3 separate regions of the Homo sapiens genome follow, and regions 2 and 3 are each linked to region 1. Evidence: chromatin loops called from intact Hi-C (ENCODE). Cell type or tissue: heart left ventricle. All regions are shown on one strand.

Region 1 (8,000 bases):
TTTGCTCACAAGGAAATTCCTAGTGAGCTGCAAGATCTTTAAGGTGTTTCTGTGAAAATTTCACCAGGGCAATGTAAACTGATAGCTTACCTTTTACAGGTGCAGTCAACCCCCTGCCCACCAGACACAAATGCATATCTGATTGCTCCCCTGCCCCATTTTGTCTATGTTATCTTATGTAAAAAAAAAAAAAAAAAAAAAGTACAGGCCAGGCACGGTGGCTCATGCCTGTAATCCCAGCACTTTGGGAGGCTGAGGCGGGTGGATCACCTGAGGTCAGGAGTTCGAGACCAACCCCAGGCAACATGGTTAAACCCCGTCTCTACTAAAAATACATATATTAGCCAGGCGTGGTGGTGGGCACCTGTAATGACAGCTATTTGTGAGGCTGAGGCAGGAGAATCGCTTGAACCCGGGAGGCGGACGTTGCAGTGAGCTGAGATTGTGCCACTGCACTCCAGCCTGGGCAACAGAATGAGACCCTCTTTGGGGGCGGGGAGAAACAGATTCACTGAACCAGACAACAGGCATGAATGACTATTTTTCCTACCTCCTTCTTACATGAAAATTGTGTACTTCTCAATATCTCGCCCTTTCCCCTTTAATGGTGGGGTCTCAAAATTACTTTTGGAGAAAGACATAGACCTGTCTCCCAGGTGTGCATCGTTAACTTTGGTGAATAAACCTCCTAAAATAATTGACGCTTGTCTCATCATTTTTCTCGATTGACAATCTTAGAGATATTCAGGTATTTTTCTTAAATTCCCCGAATTGTTATAAGCCTTTGGTTAATTTCTAAAGTTATGGAGAAGTTGGTTTTGACCATTTTTGCCAGGATTTGTGTGACTTTTATGGAGGAGGAGATTTTCAGTTATTTTGGAGTTTTTTTTTGTTTGGAGATGGAGTCTCCCTCTGTTGCCCAGGCTGCAGTGCAGTGGTGCGATCTTAGCTCACTTCAGCCTCCGCCTCCCAGGTTCAAGCAATTCTCCTGCCTCAGCCTCCCAAGGAGCTGGGACTACAGGCGTGCACCACCAAGCCTGGCTAATTTTTGTATTTTTAGTAGAGATGGGGTTTCACCGCATTGGCCAGACTGGTCTCAAACTCCTGACCTCATGATCTGCCTGCCTCAGCCTCCCAAAGTGCTGGGATTACAGGCGTGAGCCACTGCGCCTGGCCGATTATCAGAGGTGTTTATTCTGCTGTTCTGGAAGTGATCCTGCCTCCCAGCTTACCTTTGATTCAGCAAATGAAAAAACTGTAAATGCAATACTGTGTTTTTGCAAAAATATTGGCAAAAAATTTGTAAGTTTCTAACCAGCCTGGTAGAGGTGAGAGGTTTTCTTGCATGCAGTTGGTGGAAGGTAATTTGTCAAGCTTTCTGGAAGGAAATTTGGTACTTGTCCCTACAAATTGGAATCCTGAATTTCCTGTTTGATGGATCCCCTTGGGGCAGAGACTCCACGGAGTTAGAGAAGGAGCATTTTCCTCCCAGGCCTGAGGGCAGAAGGAGGGCGTTTGCGGAACAAAAATTAAGATTCAGGCCGGCGTGGTAGCTCACGCCTGTAATCTCAGCACTTTGGGAGGCCAAGGCAGGTGGATCACAAGTTCAGGAGCTCGAAACCATCCCAGCCACCATGGTGAAACCTTGTCTCCACTAAAAATACAAAAATTAGCTGGGCGTGGTGGTGGGTGCCTATAATCTCAGCTACTCAGGAGGCTGAGGCAGAAGAATCGCTTGAACCCGGGAGGCGGAGGTTGCAGTGAGCCGAGTTTGCGCCACTGCACTCCAACCTGGTGACGAAGCAAGACTCTGTCTCAGGAAAAAAAAAAAAAAAAAAAAAAAAATTAAAGCTCAGTGCTCCTGGGAAAAGCAACTACAATTTGTCGTCAGAGGGCAGTGTTTTGCCCTGTTCTTCTGGAGAGAGGCGGGACTTCCTCCAGGTGTGTTCAGGAGTCCCCACAAATGGCTTCAGGAAATTAGAGGCCTGGAAGGCTCCCCCTGTCTTCACAAGCCCAGGCTCTACACTCTGGAGCCAAACACAGCAGCCCAAGAGGGCGGGAATCCCATTCCCATGGGCGGTGCTATTTCTTCCTTCCTTTTTTTTTTTTTTTTTTTTTTTTTTCGGAGACAGAGTTTCACTCTTGTTGCCCAGGCTGTAGTGCAATGGCGCAATCTCGGCTCACTGCAACCTCCGCTTCCTGGGTTCAAGTGATTCTCCTGCCTCAGCCTCCTGAGTAGCTGGGATTACAGGCATAAGCCACCATGCCCGGCTAATTTTTGTAGTATTAGTAGAGACGGGGTTTTACCATATTGGCCAGGCCTGTCTCAAACTCCTGACCTCGTGATCCACTCACCTAGGCCTCCCAAAGTGCTGGGATTACAGGCGTGAGCCACCGCGCCTGGCCAAAGTGCTATTTCTGTTCCCATTCTGTGGACAAATAAATGAGATCTTAATGGGGTATTTGGGGTACGAGCTGGAGGGGTTGCTCTCAGCCAGTGTCTTTGCCTGCAATATTGTCCCCCATTTCATGCACACCCCAATACTGAAACTTACCCCATTGCTCTTGCAGTAGACTGAACATGTTCCCCCCAACATTTATATGTTGAAACCTACCCTCTAAGGTAATGGTATTATGAGACATGGGCCTTTGGGAGGTGATTGGGTGTTACCCTCACGAATGGCATAGTGCCCTTATATTAATAAAAGGGATGGCCGGGTGCGGTGGCTCACACCTGTAATGCCTGCACTTAAGGAGGCTGAGGCTGGAGGATCATGAGGTCAGAAGTTCAAGACCAGCCTGCCCAACATGGTGAAACCCCGTCTCTACTAAAAATACAAAAAATTAGCTGGGCATGGTGGCAGATGCCTGTAATCCCAGCTACTTGGGAGGCTGAGGCAGGAGAATGGCTTGAACCGGGGAGGTGGAGGCTGCAGTGAGCCGAGATCATGCCACTGCACTCCAGCCTGGGTGACAAGAGTGAAACTCCATCTCCATCAATCAATCGATCAATCAATGGGACCCCAGAGAGCTCCCTCTTTTTCCACCACATGAAGACACAACTAGAAGTCTGTGATCTGGAACCCAGAAGAGGACCCTCACCAGAAGCTGACCATGTACCCTGATCTCAGATCTTCAGTCTCCAGAGTTGTGAGAAATAGATATCTATTGTTGATAAGGCAGCCAGTCTATGGGACTTTGTTATGGCAGCCGAGACTGTCAAAGACAGCTCTAGAGGGGCTATGTGTCCAGGAGGGGATGAATCAGTCTTTTACTTCTTCTTTTTAAGACAGGGTCTCGCTCGGTCACCCAGGCTGGAATGCAGTAGTGTGATCTCAGCTCACTGCAACCTCTGCTTCCTGGGCTCAAGCGATCCTCCCACCTCAGCCTCCCAAATAGCTAGGACTACAGGCACGTACCACCATGCCCAGCTAGTTTTTGTAATTTTTGGTAGAGACGGGGTTTCGCCATGTTGCCCAGGCTGGCCTTGAACCTCTGAGCTCAAGTCATCTGCCCACCTCGGCCTCCCAAAGTGCTGGGATTACAGGCATGAGCTGCCGCGCCCACCCTCTCCTTTACTTCTCAGCTGTGAATGTTCTCCCATATCCTCGGACTCCCAGCCTGCTCCCAGGCTTCACAGTCCTATCTGATGAAGTAGGGGAGCACCAGCCACCCCCTTATCTCTCTAGCTCAGTCTATCCCCTCCAGGGGCTCTGGACTTCTCTCCAGGGCAGCCTGACCTAGGGGCGACACAGGAGTTTCCTTGACACTGGTACTATCTCTGAACATCTCTGCCTCCATCTCTGTTTTGAGGCTGGTCCATGGAGTCAATGAAGGGGTCCCCTCCTCTCCCCCAAAACCCTCATCTTAGCTCCTGCTTTTCCCAGGCCCTAAGATCCTGGGGGCAGGTCTTGTAGAGGGGGAGCCCTTGTGGGGGGCTTCAGGTACCCGCACTCTTTAGGAACAGGCACAGGTCTTGATGTTGCAGGCACAGGTCTGGATATTGATGGGAAATTGCGGTCAGAGTGGACAGCACCACCCATTCCCGGCATCTCCCATGATTTGGTCTTCAAGCCTTCACCTCATTCTCTGCCCACCTGGATCTTGTCAGCCCCAGAGAGAACCTGAGTCCAGAGGAGAAGCAGAACCCAGGCCACTGGGCAGTGGCAACCGCACAGACACCGACATCCCTGGGAGAGCCTGAGCCCACCGCCCAGAGCTCAGAGCCTGGAATAAGCAGCCCAGCGAAGAGCCCCGCTCCACCGCCCAGAGGAGCACCAGAGTGAGCTCGGCCTGGAACCCAGAGACCATCTTCAAAATCTCATCCCCAACCTCTCATAAATGCCACCTTGTCCCTGGCCCCCCTGTAATTACTTCAGCCCCTTGTTCCCTTCACAGCAGTAATTTTTTTTTTCTTTTTGAGACAGAGTCTGCCTCTGTTGCCCAGGCTGGAGTGCAGTGGTGCAATCTCGGCTCACTGCAACCTCCGCCTCCCGGGTTCAAGCAATTCTCCTTCCTCTGCCTCCCAAGTTGCTGGGATTATAGGCCAGCACGCCAGGCTAAATTTTTTTTTCTTTTTTTGAGACGGAGTCTCACTCTGTCGCCCAGGCTGCAGTGCAGTGGCGCAATCTCGGCTCACTGCAAGCTCTGCCTCCCGGGTTCAAGCGATTCTCCTGCCTCAACCTCCGGAGTAGCTGGGACTACAGGTGCCCGCCACACGCCCGGCTAATTTTTGTATTTTTAGTAGAGACAGGGTTTCACCGTGTTAGCCAGGATGGTCTCGATCTCCTGACCTCGTGATCTGCCCGCCTGGGCCGCCCAAAGTGCTGGGATTACAGGCGTGAGCCACCGCGCCCGGCCGATTATTTTAATAAGATGATTGAACATCTTCCTTATTAGATTGTAACCCACAAGGGCATTTATGTTGCCTGCGATGTCCCCCGGTCCTAGGGCAGCCCACCTGCTGATGCAGTTCTGAGTGCTGCCACCAGGGGGCAGGGCTGCCTCGCACTTGTCATGGGGACAGCGGCAGGACCCTCAAGAGGGCTTTAACTTGGTTGGGTTCGTATCTGCACCGGGCCATATCTGCACCTGGGAATACTCCACTCCCTCCCTGAGGTGTGAGTGGGGATGCTCCCAGCTCCAGGAGACACAGCTGTGGTGTCGCTGGCCAGGGTGCAGCTTTCTAGAGAGGTTCCATTTTCACACCTCCAAGTTCAGACCTTTTCTTTCCCTCTGCAGACTGGGGCGAGCGACCACCCAGCCCAGTGTAGAGGGGGTCTCATGTCTTACCACTCTTCATTTACACTTTTTTTTTTTTTTTTAAAGACGTCGGGTTAGCTCACCCCTGTCATCCTAGCACTTTGGGAGCCCCAGGCAGTCAGATCACGAAGTCAGGAGATGGAGACCATCTTGGCCAACATGGTGAAACTCCATCTCTACTAAAAATACAAAAATTAGCCGGGCATGGTGGCGGGCGCCTGTAGTCCCAGCTACTCAGGATGCTGAGGCAGGAGAATTGCTTGAACCCGGGAGGCGGAGGTTGCAGTGAGCTGAGGTCATGCCATTGCATTCCAGCCTGGTAACAGAGCAAGACTCTGTCTCAAAAAAAAAAAAAAAAAAAAAAAAAAAGGGACATAGGGTCTGGCTCTGTTTCCCAGGCTGGAGTGCAGTAGTGCAATCACAGCTCACTGCAGCTTCCAGCTCCTGGGCTCAAGCAATCCTCCCACCCCCGCCTCCCAAGTAGCTGGAACTACAGGTGTGCACCACCACATCTGGCTAATTTTTCTATTTTTATTTTTTGTAGAGATGCGGGTCTCACTATGTTGCCCAGGCTGGTCTCGAACTCCTGGCCTCAAGAGAGTCTCCTGCTTTGGCTTCCCAAAGTGCTGGGGTTACAGGCATGAGCCACTGTGCCCAGCCTTCACTCTGACTTTGAACAGGCCTCCTGTTCGCAGCCCACTGCACATCTCCACCCTCTGGCGCATATGCTTCCGCCAATCCCAGAGCCTTTTCCTCTTTGACTCCCCTCCCGAGGAGTGTTTGCCTCTGAAGAACTTAGGCTTCAGGGTTTTTTTTTGAGACAGGTTTGCTCTGTTGCCCAGGCTGGAGTGCAGTTGTGCGATCTCTGCGCACTGCAACCTACACCTCCTGAGTTTAAGCGATTCTCCTGCCTCAGCCTCCTAAGTAGCTAGGATTACAGGCCCCTGCCACCACACCCAGCTAATTTGTGTATTTTTAGTAGAGATGGGGTTTCACCATCTTGGCCAGGCTGGTCTTGAACTCCTGACCTCGTGATCCACCTGCCTCAACCTCCCAAAGTGCTGGGATTATAGGCGTGAGCCACTGCACCCAGCCTGGGCTTCAGCTTTGCTCTACCAGGGGTTGCCATTAGTAATGTTTCTCCTAACACTGTGTGGACGTCTCTTTTCTACCTTTAACTGTATTCATGTTCCCTTTATCTTGGTGGGGTTAAGCCAAAAAAGGGGGATGGGGGCTGGATGCAGTGACTCATGCCTGTAATCCCAGCCAAGGCAGGAGGATCACTTGAGCCTGGGAGATCTAGACCAGCCTGAGCAATATAGCAAGACCCCGTCTCTACAAAATAAAATTAAGAAATTAGCTTGGTGTGGAGTGCGTGCCTGTACTCCCCACTACTCAGGAGGCTGAGGCAGGAGGATCACTTCAGCCCAGGAGTTCAAGCCCAGTCTGGGCGACAGAGCGAGACTCTGTCTCAAAAAAAAAGTCCTCATTGTGGATTGAGTGAGTTGCAGTGGGGATTGTTTGTGCCAAATCAGTTTCTTACAAGCTCCTCAGTAGGTTTCAAGGGAAGCTTCGATGTCACGTCCTTCAGATTGTGGGGGACAGTTGCTGCTTTGGCATGGTGGTTATCATGAGGCAGTGGGATGGAGAGAAACAAAGGCGATGCAGCTGGTCCATATCCCCAGCAAGTACAAGCACGCATAACGGAAGCATTGCAAGCACACATAACCATGCCAGACACATTGCAAGCGCACATAACAGATGCATTGCAAGCGCTGATAACCATGCCAGAGGCACTGTAATCACACATAACCGTGCCGGACACATTGCAAGCGCAGATAACCATGCCGGATGCAGGCAAGCACACATAACCTTGCCGTATTCATTGCGAGCACAGATAATCGTGCGGAGCCATTGCAAGCGCTCATAACCCTGCCGGACGCATTGCAAGCGCAAATAACCACGCCAGATGCAGCCAAGCGCACATAATCACGCCGGACCCATCGCAAGCGCAGGTACCCATGCCAGACGCATTGCGAGTGCAGATAACCACGCTGGACGAAGGCAAGCGCACATAACGGACGCATTGCGAGATTGCAGGCACACATCACCATGCCAGACTCCTTGCAATCCACGTAAGCATGCTAGTTTGGGGGTTGATACCAGCCCCTCTTCCTTTCCTAACTTTGTAATCCCCCAAGCCATAAACACCAGTGTCAGATGCATAGCAATCAAAATCCGTTTTATTATGAACGACACTGAATTGGAGGAAGTAGAGGGACCGGGGCGGAGGCCGGGGGAGACTGACCGCGTGGGTTTCCCAGCACTTTGCACCTGCCAGTCACAGGTGAAGTTAGAAAACCACAAAGGTCTTCTGTTTGGAAAAGCAGAAGGAACTGTGGACCAGGCTGTCCCAGAGAGACCAGCTAGGGAGGGGACAAGGTGTGCTTGGCTCACTCAGCACTTTTGCAGCACTCACCAGCATGGCAAATCCAGGTGAGAAGAAGGTTATGGGACTGGAGACACCCCCCTGCTTCCTGGAAGGCGTGAAAATACCACTCTCCCCCACCCCCGCAAGAGGAGACAGGAGCCCAATACCTGAGGCATTTCTAAATCCCGGTTTCTTTCGCCCAGGCTGGCTGGAGTGCAGTTGTGCAATCTCGGCTCACTGCAACCTCCACCTCAAGCCATTCTCCTGCCTCAGTGTCTCGAGTAGATGGGATTACAGGCACCCACCA
Region 2 (8,000 bases), 480 kb after region 1:
GGGTGTAGTGGCTCATGTCTGTAATGCCAGAACTTCAGGAAGCCGAGGCGGGTGAATAACGTGAGTCCAGGAGTTTGAGACCCGCCTGGGCAACATGGTGAAACCTGGTCTCTACAAAAAAAAAAAAAAAAAAAAAAAAAAAAAAAAAATTAGCCAGGCGTGGTGGTGCATGCCTGTGGTCCCAGCTACTGGGGCTGGGGGGCTGAGGTGGGAGGATCACTTGAGCCCAGGAGGTCAAGGCTGCAGTGAGCTATGATTGCACCACTGCACTCCAGCCTGGGCCACAAAGCCAGACCCTGTCTCAAAAAAATAAAAAAGAAGGCTATTCTGGGAACAGGCTTGTCTGCTGGTGGGTGCCGTCCTGATGTTGGCCATCCTAGACAGTGCATCTCGAGTTCCAAGCTACGGATGTGGGCATGAGCCCTGGAGTGTGGCCTGTGTCTGTCTGTGAACTGAAATAAAACATTGCAACCCGAGTCATAGCCAATCCTGGAAATGATGATGACTGCTTGCAAACACGTTGCAAGCCTCTTGCTTGTGCTTGCAGAAACTTGATACACAGGCCTGTGTGCGGGAGGCGGGAGGCCCGGGCCATTTGGGTCTCCCGTTTCTGAATCTGAAAAATGCTAGAATCCATTTTCCCCTCGGTTTTAGGTCAGGTTCCCCAGAAGCAAACTCTGTGGTAAGGAATTGTGTGCAAGCCACGTAGGAATGCCGTGGTCCCGGGAGGTCTGGAAGGGAGTAGGAGGAGGGGACCCAGGAGCCAAGCCAGAGTAAGGTCCTTTGGCAAAATCCCCCTGGGGTGGCTTTGGCCCAATCCTGCAGGAAGGCACTGCAGCGTAAGTTATGCCCCAGGGTCTGTCCAGACTCAGGCAAAGGGAGCGGGGCTTTCACTTTCTGGAATCTGCTCGCCATTGGCTAAGAGCTGGCTGGGGGGACAGGAACCCCAGGCACCTCTCAATTTCTGCTTGCATAGGCAGAACAGCTCCACAGGGGCCGAGTGTGAGAGACAAAGCACCCGGGAGCAAGGGGAGGAGGAAAAGAGTCGTGAGATCTGCAGGGAGCTCAGATGGTCTCTGCACAGTCATTCTCACCGGCACTTGTGGACATCGAGTCTACGATAACTTCATAGTCTCTCCTGCCTGTGCTCAGGACTCCTCGATGTCTCCATTTCTGAACTGGTGGGGGGTTGGAGGGCTGCTCTTCCTGCTGGAATCATAAATCAACATTGTCAGGTGCCAACGTGATGATAAATTGTTGGATGATATGCTGATAACGCATAGCGTTTTCATTTCCTCGGAAAAACAAGGCCAAAGACACTTTCGAATTGCAAATGCCAGCCCCGTTACAGGGGCGGCTGCAAGGAAGGATTTCTGGTCAGCAGATATGGGAAGTCGGCCCGAGAACACAGGCAAAGGAAGTGGGTTTCCTCTGCAGGAATGCAAAGTCACCAACTCCAGGCAGTCCTGGAATGAACCTTACACCTAGAGGCGGCGATGCTTGAATGCGGTGGTTTTCTCTCCCTGCCCTCTTCCTTCTTTCTGTCTAACACACACATATGTAATTGTCTTTTGAGATGTGTATTGGAGTATAGCATGTAGACAGAAAAACGTGCAAAGCAGGACTGTGAAAGGATGAAAGTGAACTCACCCACGTGCCTACCGCTCAGGTCAAGAAACAGAACCTCCCTAGCCCCTTAGAACAGCAGTCCCTAAGCTTTTTGGAACCAGGGACCAGTTTCGTGGAAGATAATTTCTCCGTGGGCCCGGGTCGGGGAGATGGTTTTGAGATGATTCAAGCAGATTACATTTATTGTGCATTATATTTCTATTATTATTACATTATAACATAGAATGAAATAATTCTACAACTTTCATAATGTAGAATCAGTGGGAACCCTGAGCCTGTTTTCCTGCAACTAGAGGGTCCTGTCTGGGGGCGATGAGAGACAGTGGCAGATCATCAGGCATTAGATTCTCATAAGGAGCAAACAACCTAGATCCCTCGCATGCGCGGTTCACAATAGGGTTTGCGCAGTTGATCTGACAGGAGACGGAGCTCAGGCGGTAATGCGAGCGATGGGGAGTGGCTGTAAATACAGATGAAACTTCACCTTCCTGCCCGCTGCTCACTTCCTGCTGAACCTCCCGGTTCCTAACAGGCCAAGAAGTGGTACTGGTACCAGGAGTTGCCTTAGCACGTTCCCTTGTGTCTATTTTTTTTTTTTTGAGATGGAGTCTCACTCTATTGCCCAGTCTGGAGTGCCGTGGTATGATCTTGGCTCACTGCAGCCTCCACTTCCTGGGTTCAAGCGATTCTCTTGCCTCAGCCTCCTGCGTAGCTGGGATTACAGGCGTGTGTTACGATGCCCGGCTAATTTTTTTTTTTTTTTAATTTTTAGTAGAGACGGGGTTTTGCCACGTTGGCCAGGCTGGTCTCGAACTCCTGACTTGCCTCAACCTCTCAAAGTGCTGGGATTACAGGTGTGAGCCCCTGTGCCTGGCCCCTTGTGTCTCTTTTCAGCCACTACCCATTTACCTCTAAGGGAAACTGCTATCGCAACATCAAACACCAGAGATTAGCTTTGCCTGCTGTTTACGCTTTATGGAAACAAAATCACATGGGATGTTCTCTTCACTGACTTAAGGTGACTTTTATGAGATTTGTCCTCATATATTACTATGCATAGTAGCAGTTGGTGCGTTTGCACAGCGGAATATATTTCCCATGTGAATATAGCACAAGTTACCCTTTCCGTTACTGATGGACAGTGGAGCTCATTGCAGTGTGGGCCATTGCAGACAGTGTGCCTATGAATGGTCTGGAACATGTTTTGGGTACACCCGGTATGGGTGCTGCTGGATATACACCGAGTGGAATTGCTGGGTCATGAATGTTTGTATGTTCAACTTGATTAAGGGCTGCCGAAAAGTTCCGAATGGAGGTGTACCTACTTAACCTCTACCAGCAATGTAGGGACCCCGGTTCCTCTCCAACCTCACCAATGCTTGCTATTTGGAACTTCCATTTTTATAACTCAAAAGAGTAGGATCATTAATTTCAATACTCCCCACCTTCAGGGCTGCTGCTACGTTTACAAATTTTTTATTTTTTTTGAGACAGGGTCTTGCTCTGTTGTCCAGGCTGTAGTGCAGTGGCGTGATCATAGCTTACTGCAGCCTCCACCTCCTAGACTCAAGTGATTCTCCTGCCTCAGCCTTTCAAGTAGCAGGGACCACAGGTATGCAATACCATGCCTGGCTAATTTTTAAAATTTTTTTAGAGACAGGGTCTTACTATGTTGCCCAGGCTGGTCTTGAACTCCTGAGCTGAAGTGATCTTCCTTCCTCGTACTCCCAAAGTGCTGGGATTACAGGTGTGAGCCACCACACCTGGCCTGCTGTTAATTCTTGTAACACCTTTGTGTGGATTAAAGAAGGACAGATTATTCCAACTGCTGAACATTTTTGTGACGTGCCATGGAGCATGACATGTGACTGCCCTCTGCTGGAAAACTGGGGAAATTCTTAGTACAAATCTTAGATGCCTAAGAGGACACCTCTTAGGTGTGGTGCCCTTGGGCAGTGCACACTCTAGACGACCATGCATGGTGACCCTGGCTGTTCTCTACTCTTGTCAACACATACTGGAGGTAACGGCGAGGACTGCGGTGGAGGAAGCCCAGTGAAAGTTCACAAAATGGTGGTCCAGGGTTGAATCTGGCCTGCAGTTATGTTTTATTTGACTCACAGTGTTAACAAAAAATATTGGGCCAACATTTTAAAACTAGAGGATGGTGGTTGCCTAAAAACACAGAAAAATTGGCCGGGTGCCGTGGCTCACTCCTGTAATCCCAGCACTTTGGGAGGCCGAGGCGGGCAGATCACCAGAGGTCAGGAGTTCGAGACCTACCTCAACATGGAGAAACACCGTCTCTACTAAAAATACAAAATTAGCCGGGCGTGGTGGTGCATGCCTGTAATCCCAGCTACTCAGGAGGCTGAGGCAGGAGAATTGCTTGAACCTGGGAGGTGGAGGTTGCAGTGAGCCGAGACCGTGTCATTGGACTCCAGCCTGGGCAACAAGTAAGAAATTCCATCTCATAAAAAAAAAAGAAAAAAAAAAAAAAGAAAAATCAGAAAAACCAGAGGCAGAACTAAAGAAATTGGGCCGCCATCCCCAAATTTATATATGTATATAAAATATATATTTTATAATTTTAATTTTTTGAGACAGGGTCTTGCTCTGTCAGCCTGGAGTGTGGTGGCACGATCAGAGCTCACTGCAGCCTCAGCCTCCTGGGCTCAAGTGATTCTCCCACCTCAGCCTCCCAAGTGGCTGGGACTACAGGTGCACACCACCACACCCAGCTAATTCTTCTTCTTCTTCTTCCTTTTTTTTTTTTGAGACAGAGTCTCACTCTGTTACCCAGGCTGGAGTGCAGTGGTGCAATCTGGGCTCACTGCAACCTCTACTCCCGGGTTCAAGTGATTCTCGTGCCTCAGCCTCCCAAGTAGCTGGAGTTACAGGAGTGTACCACCATACCCAGCTAATTTTTGTATTTTTAGCAGAGACGAGATTTTGGCATGTTGCTCAGGCTGGTCTCAAACTCCTGGCCTCAAGTGACCTGCCTGCCTCAGCCTCCCAAAGTGCTGCAATTATAGGTGTGAACCACCGCGCCTGGCCGACTGGCTAATTACAAAATTATTTTTGGTAGAGACAGGATCTCATTATGTTGCCAGGCTGGTCTCAAACTCCTGACCTCAAGTGATCCTCCTGCCTCAGCCTCCCAAAGTGTTGGGATTAGAGGCATGAACCACCGCGCCCGGCCCCCATATTAAAATACAGAGCCTGATCTACACATGTGTCCCCAGTTAGCCTCAGTCTCCACCACTCTCTATTGTCTTCCATCCCCAATGCCTCTGTCAAGAACAATAGCAAAAGTACAACATGAGGACAGTGCAGCACCAGCCCCCCTGCCCCCACCCTGGCCCCGCCACCAGTCTCTTAACCTGTTGGTGGTACTGGCCTTGCGCTATAGGCATGAACATTTGTGATCGCCGGTCTTGACATTGATCAGGGACAAAAACAAAAACAAAACCAAAAAACCCCCCAAAAAACAAAAAAAACAAAAACTCAAAGCGATCATTCAATTGCAAAATAAAGTAACTCCTGCCTGTTTTGTGCTGGAGTGAGACATTCAGCTGATGAGATTCTGCGGAAGCGCAGCAGTGAAACAGCATGGAAGAACCGACATGACACATTCTGTTTTTATTTAAGGGACCTTTACCCATCCTTGCATGTAGGCTAGGATAATTTCATTTCTACATTTATTTATATTTATTATTATTAGTTTTTGAGACAGAGCCTTGCTCTGTGGCCCAGGCTGGAGTGCGGTGGTGCCACCATGGCTCACTGCAGCCTCCACCTCCCCGGCTCAAACCATCCTTCTGCCTTAGCCTCCCAAGTAGCTGGGACTATAGGTACGTACCAGCAGGTCTGGCTATTTTTTTTTTTTTTTTTACCATTTTATTTTATTTTATTTATTTTAATATTATTATTATACTTTAAGTTTTAGGGTACATGTGCACAACGTGCAGGTTTGTTACATATGTATACATGTGCCATGTTGGTGTGCTGCACCCATTAACGCGTCATTTAGCATTAGGTGTATCTCCCAATGCTATCCCTCCCCCCACCCCCCACCCCACAACAGTCCCTGGTGTCTGATGTTCCCCTTCCTGTGTCCATGTCTCTGGCTAATTTTTGTAATTTTTGTAGAGATGGGGTCTCATTATGTTGCCCAGGCTGTCCTCCAACTCCTGACCTCAAGAAATCCTCCCTCCTCAGCCTCTCAAAGTGTTGGGATTATAGGTGTGAGCCACCATGCTTGGCCATTTATCATTATCGTTAAATGAGAATGATTAGGCTGGGCGTGGTGGCTCACGTCGGTAATCACTTTGGGAGGCCGAGGTGGGTGGATCACCTGAGCTCGGGAGTTCAAGACCAGCCTGACTAACATAACAAAACCCTGTCTCTACTAAAAATACAAAAATTAGCTGGGCGTGGAGGTGTGTGCTTGTAGTCCCAGCTGCTGGTGAGGCTGAGGCAGCAGAATCGCTTGAACCCAGGAGGCGGAGGTTGCAGTGAGCGAGCTGAGATCAAGCTACTGCACTCCAGCCTGGGCGACAGAGTGAGAGTCCATCTCAAAAAAAAAGAAAGAAAGAAAAAAAAGAGAATGATCCTATTAATAATAATACCACCGTATACTGGGCACTTACTATATGTCTGGTGCTGTGTCATCTAATTTAATCTTCACAATGACTATCTGCCCTAATGTAGACACTATGATTAGCTCCAATTATAGAAGTATTTTTACAAGGAAGCAAATGGAAGGCTAAAGAGGTTGCAGTTTGTCCAAGATCACACTAATTGCAGAGCTCTCTTGGGTCTCTCTTCTCCTCCGCCCAGATATCATCTGGTTTAGTATCAGAACCCCTTCACGGGTAGCACCAGGTACAATCTAGATTCAACACCTGTGCTTTGTAATATCCCATGTGTCAGTGCAATACCGCTAAACGCATAACATCTTTCTAGGAAATGTGGGTCTTTTTGGTCTTTGATGTTACATGCTTTCAGACCCTAAAGGCTGAAAACCAATAAAGTCCTACTCCATCATCTTCCAGGGGTCTCCAGAGTGACCTGATGTTTTCACAAAGTCATACGGTGGCCCATCTGCGGCAGGTTGGAAGTCTGTGTTGTGGATTTTCTCCATCCACCGCTGGGTCTTAGAGTTCCCGGGTCTGGGAGGTGTCAGATCTCATTGCTGTTGAGAAAGGTTGAGCCAGTTTACATGTCGACTAGCAGAATGCAGCTGCCTCCTCTCCTGGAGAGACCTTTCTCAAATTGGCAGGTGTCAGCAGCCCTGATTCATGCCTGGGGTTTCGAAGTCTTCCTCCTGCTTGCAGGGAGCTCGGCTCATCTTTGATTCCAGCCACGGCACAGAGGCCGTGGTTCCTGCACTCTTGCTGGAATGGGTTCAGTCTTGCGTCGCTGAGAGGGCTTAACCAGGCTATTGTGGGATAACCAGCCCTGCACGACGCCCGCACAGGGGCGTGGTGAGGATCCAACGTGATGTGCGTATGAAAGTGTTTAGAGAAAGAGAAAATGCTGGGCACACACAGAGCATGATGATGACAGCGGAGGAGAAGCAAGAGGAGGAGGCGGACGGGAGGGCTTTTTATTTCTTCCTCTGGACTTGGTCCTAGGGTGGAAGCTTCCCTGCTTCTCATGCCGCTGTGACCTTGCGGGGGCTCCTCGGTCACGCGCGTGCTGGATCAGAGAGTGGCTCAGTTTCCTGACATTTCAGCTCCGCACTTTTATTTGCACTGGATCTTTCCATTGAAGACATCTGCCAGCGAGATTAAATAGAGCTTTTCTTGGGCCACGGAAAGGTGATTATTTGCATTACGTGGGAGTAGTCATCCATGAGAATGAAAAATTTCCCTCTTCAGAAGAAAATAAAGAGAGGCTGGCTGGATTCTGTCAACGCCATGACTCACGGGGAGGGTGACGCCTTTGGAAGGAAGGGGGTCTGCGGTGGTGCAGGGGTGACTATGGACATGAAATCTTCCCAGAGCGTGGAAGTCGAAACAGGTTGGATGTGTTCATTCACCTATTTCCTCATTAAACAACCATTTATGAAATACACACCTTGGCCTGTGCATTGACCCAGGCCTCTAGGGTCCAACGTGTAGGCAGAAATGGATACCCACATGGCTGATGATGTCCTGTGGGGGCACAGATGTGGGATAACTCAATGCTGCAGGGGAGCTGGGTGCCAGGGAATGTCCTGGAGACGACGTAACACTTGCACTAGGTCTTAAAGGGTGCGTATGAATTTTCCAGTTAGACAAAGAAGGAATAGGCATTGATGATGATGGAACGGTACATGCAAAGGCTCAGAGGCTGGAAACCGTAGGAGGTTTGGGGGCATGAGG
Region 3 (8,000 bases), 260 kb after region 1:
CGAGAGTTACCTGCTGGCCAGAAGTCATGGGTTTTCGCACGATCATTGTCATTTCCCGAGTCTCCTCTGCGCCAGGCACTTACTTGCAAACCAAACGCTGTTTAATTTCTTTATCACAACCACCCTGACGATGTAGATGCCACACCCCATGTCACAGCCAGGGAAACTGAAGCCAGGGGGCCGTAAGTCACTTGCTGAGGGACCCGGGTCCCAGCCTGTGTCCCAGCCACCTGGGGCTCGCTGTGTGGCTGGCCCACTCCCTGCAGCACACCAGGGCTCACCCTGCCCCTATGCTACAGGCTCTGAAACAGAGGCTCCCAGAGGTGAATTGCCTGGTCCAGAGATTGAGCTGATAGACATGAGACCGAGCCTGAGTCCACCTCTTCCCCCTGCACCCACTGTGGGAATCCGAAGCCTCCGCTGGGTGCTGTCCAGATCCCATGCGAATATCATTTGCGCGTTTGTTTCCTGAGAATGTGCAACTGTGTCGCCGCTGCCCCGTCCTCATTCCTTACCAAATATACACGCTTAGTCTACGCGCACTCAGCCATCACGGTTACATTCAGCCGGATAATAACTTACTACTAAGGCAAGAATAATTCTTTTTTTTTTTTTTTTTTTTTTGCTGAGACGGAGTCTCGCTCTGTCACCCAGGCTGTAGTGCGGTGGCGTGATCTCGTCTCACTGCAACCTCTGCCTCCCAGGTTCAAGGGATTCTCCTGCCTCAGCCTCCCAAATAGCTGGGATTATAGGCATGCGCCACCACACCCGGCTAATTTTTGTATTTTTAGTAGAGATGGGGTTTCACCATGTTGTCCAGGCTGGTCTCGAATTCCTGACCTTAAGTGATCTGCCTGCCTCAGCCTCCCAAAGTGCTGGGATTCCAGGTGTGAGCCACCTTGCCCAGCCTCTACTATTTTTTAAATAGCCGGTTGTTATGTAAGCTAGAGAGTTGTGAGATACTCTATTGTAGCAAACTTGTAGGTCATAGTCGGTAATGGAATGGGAAGATGTTGAAGTCACATGGAAAATGTCCTTTCCAGCACAGCTTGAATAAATAGTCAGCGTCACACAGGATGCCTGGGGCAGCATGGCTTGTTTTCCTGTCGATGGTATCGTGTATTTGAACGCGTCCCTGTGTTAGCCTGTTTTGCTCACTTGCTTTTTCTCCCGCTTTGTAATTGTAGGAGAAAACCAAAGAACTAGCAGAGAAGCAGGCGCAACTGTGAGTATGACCCGGTTATTGTGCCCGCCTCTGGGCAGCAGGTCCTGGGGGCTCACACTTCCCGGGGGAGCCAAGTCCCGAGGGGTCTCCCCACGCCTTGGGGTCAGCTCTGGGCTTTGTCCTTCCATCCAAGCAGCGGCCTTTTTTGCTTCTTTAGTCATCACCCTGGGAAGCTCTGAGTTTTGGGAAATTGCTTCAGGGCACCCTTAAGACTGGATGGGTGAGGTCTTCTTTTTTTGTTTGTTTTTGTTTTGTTTTGTTTTGTTTGCTCTATCGCCAGGCTGGAGTGCAGTGGTGCAATCTCTGCTCACAGCAACCTACACCTCCCAGGTTCAAGGGATTCTCTTGCCTCAGCTTCCCGAGTAGCTGGGACTGCAGGTGTGCACCACCATGCCTGGCTAATTTTTTTTTTTTTGTACTTTTAGTAGAGATGGGGTTTCACGATATTGGCCAGGCTGGTCTCGAACTACTGAACTCAAGTGATCCACCTGCCTTGGCCTCCCAAAGTACTAGGATTACAGGCGTGAGCCACTGTGCCTGGCTTTTTTTTTTTTTTTTTTTTTGAGAATCTTCACAATTTTATTAGTTTATTTATTTTCCACTTTTATTTTAAGTTCAGGGGTACGAGTGCAGCTTTGTTACATAGGTAAACTTATGTCGTGCGGGCTTGTTGTACAGATGATTTCATCACCCAGGTATTAAGCCTTGTACCCATTCATTATATTTCCTGATCCTCTCCCTCCTCCCAGCCTCCACCCTCTGAAAGGCCCCAGTGTCTGTTGCTCACCTCTCTGTGTCCATGTGTTCTCATCATTTAGCTCCCACTTGTAAGTGAGAAGGTATTTGGTTTTCTGTTCCTGTGTTAGTTTGCTAAGCATAATAGCCTCTAGCTCCATCCATGTCCCTGCAAAGGACATGATCTCGTGCTTTTTTTTTTTTTTCTTTTTTTGAGATGGGGTTTCGCTCTTGTTGCCCAGGCTAGAGTGCAATAATGAGATCTCGGCTCACGGCAACCTCCACCTCTCAGGTTCGAGCGATTCTCCTGCCTCAGCCTTCTAAGTAGCTGGGATTACAGACATGCACCACCACGCCCAGCTGATTTTGTATTTTTTTTTTTTTTGAAACGGCATCTCGCTCTGTCGCCCAGGCTAGAGTGCTATGGCGCAGTGTCGGCTTACTGCAAGCTTTGCCTCCTGGGTTTACACCATTCTCCTGTCTCAGCCTCCCGAGTAGCTGGGACTACAGGCGCCCGCCACCACGGCCAGCTAATTTTTGTTTTTTTGTATTTTTAGTAGAGACGGGGTTTCACCGTGTTAGCCAGGATGGTCTCCATCTCCTGACCTTGTGATCCACCCGCCTCGGCCTCCCAAAGTGCTGGGATTACAGGTGTGAACCACCGCGCCCAGCCGCTAATTTTGTATTTTTAGTAGAGATGGGGATTCTCCATGTTGGTGAGGCTGGTCTCGAACTCCTGACCTCAGGTGATCCACCTGCCTCAGCCTCCCAAAGTGCTGGGATTACAAGCGTGAGCCACTGTGCCTGGCTGATGTCGTGCTTTTTTATGGCTGCACGAGGCCCTCTTTTGAGCCTTCTCCTCCCTTGCTCTCCCGATTCTGTGTTAGAACTAACCTGCTCCTTCAGGGAAAGGCGCAGCTCCTGGGTTAGAGGTAAGGTAGTGCACCGCCACTCTCCAACGGCTGTTTGCGCAGAAAGCACTATCTCTACCCTAGACGCTGCTGGGGCACTTGGGAAACCATTCGGTTGATCTGATACAGACGTGCAGCCCCTGCGGCCTACGCTCCCACTCTCGAGTGGGCCCTAGAGAGACACCTGCTGGTGGAAGGCAGTGTGTCCGCACAGGAGCTGAAGCCGCCACATGTCTCCTCCTGGTGGCAGGGAATGACTTTCAGCCACTGCTCTCTCAGTGCAGCTGAATCCAAGACAATGTTGGGAAAAAGCACCTAGCACAGTGTCTGTGATATGGTTAAATGCCCACACGCACACACACGTACGTATGATACTCACAGCCAAGCCATCCTGTTTAAGACACACACGTGAGATAACACTGACGAAGGCAGAGTGGAAGGTGGTGGCCACGCTAGGCAGTGAGGGAGGGGGTGTGTCTGGGGGGCTCAGGCTGAGTGGCTGGCAGCACCCCCTTAAGTCAAGCTGTGGTACACAGAGGTTTGCGTGATTCCCATCCGTGCCTTTATTAGTCTGTTCTCACGCTGCTAATAAAGACATATCCGAGACTGGGTAATTTATAAAGGAAACAGGTTTAATGGGCTCACAGTTCCACGTGACTGGGGAGGCCTCACAATCATGGCAGAAGGCAAAGGAGGAACAAGGGCACATCTTACATGGTGGCAGGCGAGAGAGTGTGTTCAGGGGAACCACCCTTTCTAAAACCAACAGATCTCATGAGGACTCATTCACTATCGGGAGAACAGCATGGCAAAGACCCGCCCCCATGACTCAGTTACCACCCACCGCGTCCCTCCCACAACATGTGGGAATTGTGGGAGCTACAATTTAAGATGAAATTTGGGTTGAGACACAGCCGAACCCTGTAAGTGCCTCACGTACCAAAAATGGTCCATCCATAAAGCCCATTATTGCCATATGTGCCTGCTGATGTCCACCCTGGGTCCATCCTTCTTTCAAAGGTAGGAGGGACAGGCATGGGACAGCTTGGGGACCACTGACCTGGAGTCCCCAGCATCCCCACTGCCCGGCCCAGGGAGAGCTGAGCTCCGAACGCCTTCCACTTTCACTGGCAAACACCCGCTCCCCAGAGCCAGGTCCCGATGCCATGCACTGGGGGTGGGTCCTGGCCTCTGAGATCTGGGACTGTGTGAGGGACCCAGGCTCTGCCTCCCAGCCTGACAGGAGGGGGCTCCATAGAAGCCAGGCCCCGGATAGCATCGAAGGGTGATGGACAGCCTGACCCACGGCAAGGAGGTGGTCCAGGCCCGGGCCCCTACAGTGGCACCTGACATCTTGTGGGCTTTCAGTGTTGAGGAGAAGTTTGCATGGGAGTTGGGAGTGGGCCCAGTAACAGGCGTGGTGGCCTCCCTCTGGGGCTCTGTTCCAGGACAGCTGGAGTTCTAGTGTTGAGGCAGGGTGTGGAGGGGATGGGAGTGTACCCAGCCCTCATCCTCCTAAGTGCTGAGGTGCAGGGAGGACTGGAACCTTCCACCCCAGTGCCTGTTTGCTGGGCAGCCTGCAGTTTGAAGCTGAAGCGCAGCTCTGGGTGGACCCAGCTTCCTCGTTGACGGGAAGGCCCGGGCCCTCCCTGCTGCAGCTGCCCGCTCGTGCTGTGTGTTCCAGAACCGTCATCGTTAGGACCTAAAAACAGCCGTTTCCATCCCTCTTGCATGCCTGGGGGGCTTTTCCTTTTTCCTTTGTAAAATAATGAATCACTTCCAAAACACAGAACAGTACGGAATCTGTCACTCCCCCGTGATCCCACACCTGAAACTGATGTTATGATGATGATGATTTGGGATTTAATATTACTAACATTTTGTTTGCCCTGTTTGCCTCAAATCTTTGTGTTCTGTGTTTCAAATTGTGAATGATCACTGAATTTGACTAAATCATTTTCTGCATCTGTGATCAACATATTTTCCCCCTTTAATCTGTTAATGTGGAGTGCTACATTCCTAGGTTTTCTTTTTTTTGAGACAGGGTCTCATTCTGTCACCCAGGCTGGAGCGCATTGGCGCGACCTCGGCTTGCTGCAACCTCCACCTCCTGGGCTGAAGCGATTCCCGCTCCTCAGCCTTCAAGCAGCTGGGACTATAAGTGCACGCCACCATGCCCAGCTAATTTTTGTGTTTTTTGTAGAGATGGAATTTCACTATGTTGGCCCAGGCTGGTCTCGAACTCCTGCGCTCAAGCAGTCCTCCCGCCTCAGCCTCCCAAAGTGTTGGGATTACAGGCGTAAGCCACTGCACCCAGCCTATATTTTTAATATTTTGAGGAGCCTCCATACTGTTTTCTGTAAAGGCTGTACTAATTTATATCCCCACCAACAGCGTGCAGTCCTTTTGAACACCTGTGATCTGTCATTGTTTTGATAATGGCCATTCTAACAGGAGTGAGGTGGCGTCTCGTGGTTTTGATTGGCATCTCCCCGAGAATTAGTGATGTTGACTGTTGATCTTTTAATTAGGATTTTCCCATCTGAATTTATCGGTAAAACTGGTCTACGTTTTTTTTTGTTTGTTTGTTTGTTTGTTTTGCACTGTCCTTGTCTGATTTTAGTAACAAGGTTCACAGAACATGAATTGGGGAGCTTTCTCCGTTTCTTAGTTCTCCAGATCAGTTTGTATGAGGTAAGGGCTGGCCCTGAAGGTTTGCTGGAAGAACATCCGGGCCAGAGTCCTCGGGGAGGGAGACCCGTGTTGGCCGAATCCCTTTCTTTAATGAAGATTGGTTTACTTCATTTTTTATTTATTTCTTTTTGTTCGTTTTTGCGATGGAGACTCGCCCTGTCCCCCAGGCTGGAGTACAGTGGCACGATCTCGGCTCACTGCAACCTCCGCCTCCTGGGTTCACGCCATTCTCCTGCCTCAGCCTCCCGAGTAGCTGGGACTACAGGCGCCTGCAACCACGCCCGGCTAATTTTTTGTATTTTTAGTAGAGACGGGGTTTCACTGTGTTAGCCAGGATGGTCTTGATCGCCTGACCTCTGGTGACCCGCCCACCTCGGCCTCCCAAAGTGCTGGGATTACAGGCGTGAGCCACCGCACCCGGCCCTTTTTTTTTTTTTTGAGACAGTCTCGCTCTGTCGTCTACGCTGGAGTGCACTGGTGCAATCGCATTTCACCGCAGCCTCCGCCTCCCAGGATCAAGCGATTCTCCTGCCTCAGCCTCCTGAGTAGCTGGGATTACAGGCGCCTGCCACCATGCCCGGCTAATTTTTGTATTTTCAGTAAAGACGGGGTTTCACCATGTTGACCAGGCTTGTCTTGAACTCCTGACCTCAAGCAATCTGCCCACCTTGGCCTCCCAAAGTGCTGGGATGACAGGCATGAGCCACGCTCCTGGCCTGTCCTGATGATTCTTATTGGCCTAGAATCTTTCTTTCCCTGGAGTGAGTACCACATCCCCTTTCACTGGTTTACTACTCGCCTCATCAGATTTTTCCATGCCCGTCCATGGAACCAGGGAAAGTTTAGGTTCACTCTTTCTGTGCCCTTTTGTTTTATGTTTTGAAAGCCATTGTTTGTTCACCTGTCTTATCTTTGTTAATGGGCAAGTCGAATTATTTAGGTTTATTGCCATTCCTGATGTCTTTGGCCACATTTTTACCATCTGTTTTGCACTATTTTCTGTGCGTTTTGCCTTTGATTTTTATACTTTCCTATCTGATTGGGTTTTTTTTTTTGTTTTTTTTTTTTGAGACGGAGTCTCGCTCTGTTGCCCAAGCTGGAGTATAGTGGCTCGATCTCAGCTCACTGCAACCTCCGCCTCCTGGGTTCAAGCGATTCTCATGCCTCAGCCTCCAGAGTAGCTAGGATTACAGGCACGCGCCACCACGCCCGGCTAATTTTTGTATTTTTAGTAGAGACAGGGGTTCACCATATTGGCCAGGCTGGTCTCGAACTCCTGACCTCACATGATCCACCCGCCTCAGCCTCCCAAAGTGCTGGGATTACAGGTGTGAGCCATCACAACTGGCTTCTGACTGGATTTTTAAAAACTCCCCTTTTCCTTCTTTATTAGTTTCAAAGTAATTCTGAAAATATTAATATCTTCCTCCTTTTGTGGAACACTAGATCTTAGGATGCTTCGACCCCCATCCTCACTTCCGGGCTTTCATTTTATTACTGACATTATTCCAGCTTCAGCTTGCTTTTAACACTACTGTGTCTCAAATCATTCTTTGTTTTTACTTCATTTAATTTAATTAATTATTATTTTTTGAGACAGGGTCTCACTCTGTTGCCCAGGCTGGAGTGCAGTGGTACAGTCAGAGCTCACTGCAGCCTCAACCTCCTGGGCTCAAGTGATCCCCCTGCCTCAGCCTCCCGAGTAGCTGGGACTACAGGCATGCACCACCATGCCCTGGCTAATTTTTTGATTTTTTCTGTAGAGACAAGACTCAAGTGATCCTCTAGCTTCAGCCTCCCAAAGTGCTGGGATTGCAGATGTGAGCTACCGCACCTGGCCCCAAAGAGCACCTTTAACAGTTTCCTGCAACATATTCACCATTTCATTTCCCTTTTTTTTTTTTTTTTTTTTTTTTTCTGAGACGGAGTCTCGCTCTGTAGCCCAGGCTGGAGTACAGTGGCACAATCTTGGCTCACTGCAACTTCCACCTCCCGGGTCCTGGTTCAAGAAATTCTTTTGCCTCAGCCTCCTGAGTAGCTGGGATAACAGGAACATGCCACCACGCCCAGCTAATTTTTGTATTTTTAATAGAGACGGGGTTTCACCATGTTGGTCAGGCTGGTCTTGAACTCCTGACCTTTGTAATCTGCCCACCTCGCCCTCCCAAAGTGCTGGGATTACAGGCGTGAGCCACCGCACCCGGCTTTTTTCTTTCTCTCTCTCTTTCCTTTTTTCTTTCTTTCTTCCTTTCTTCCTGGGTGTGATGGCGCTGGCTGAGCTGTCTGTGGTTTGCTTTCTCACTCACAACCTCTCCAGGTGGGTGGATGTGGCTGACCCATTTTTTGGGGCACGCCATTCCCTGGTCCTCTCCTGATGGACGCGACAGGCATGCATAGGCTGTGGCCGGCAGCCCATGCTCTGGTCTCTGTGCTCC

What was found. A loop is a pair of places that touch in the nucleus more often than their neighbours do. Peaks named below come from ENCODE experiments on the same cell type or tissue, not always from the same donor. Only the 100,000 strongest peaks of a DNase experiment are listed, where the experiment ranks them.
Region 2: it touches region 1 in a loop (18-fold over the local background); 16 of 110 quality-filtered maps call a loop at or near these places.
Region 3: it touches region 1 in a loop (4-fold over the local background); 27 of 110 quality-filtered maps call a loop at or near these places.

What each region holds. Positions count from the first base shown.
Region 1 is chr7:5,082,609-5,090,608 of GRCh38, reverse strand. No RefSeq gene overlaps it. Among named protein-coding and RNA genes, the nearest start is that of RBAKDN, 15 kb to the right of the region's middle. In heart left ventricle, a CTCF peak has its summit at 4,989 (motif pointing right); a DNase peak (open chromatin) is centred at 4,998; H3K27me3 peaks cover 3,302 bases.
Region 2 is chr7:4,606,536-4,614,535 of GRCh38, reverse strand. No RefSeq gene overlaps it. Among named protein-coding and RNA genes, the nearest start is that of FOXK1, 72 kb to the left of the region's middle. In heart left ventricle, CTCF peaks have their summits at 3,303 and 3,504 (motif pointing left); a DNase peak (open chromatin) is centred at 975; H3K4me3 peaks cover 1,340 bases; H3K27ac peaks cover 788 bases.
Region 3 is chr7:4,825,366-4,833,365 of GRCh38, reverse strand. It overlaps RADIL (Rap associating with DIL domain), which reads left to right. Exons shown (of 15, transcript NM_018059.5): 5 at 1,188-1,225. Among named protein-coding and RNA genes, the nearest start is that of SNORD165, 8.1 kb to the left of the region's middle. In heart left ventricle, a CTCF peak has its summit at 3,076 (motif pointing left); a DNase peak (open chromatin) is centred at 3,065.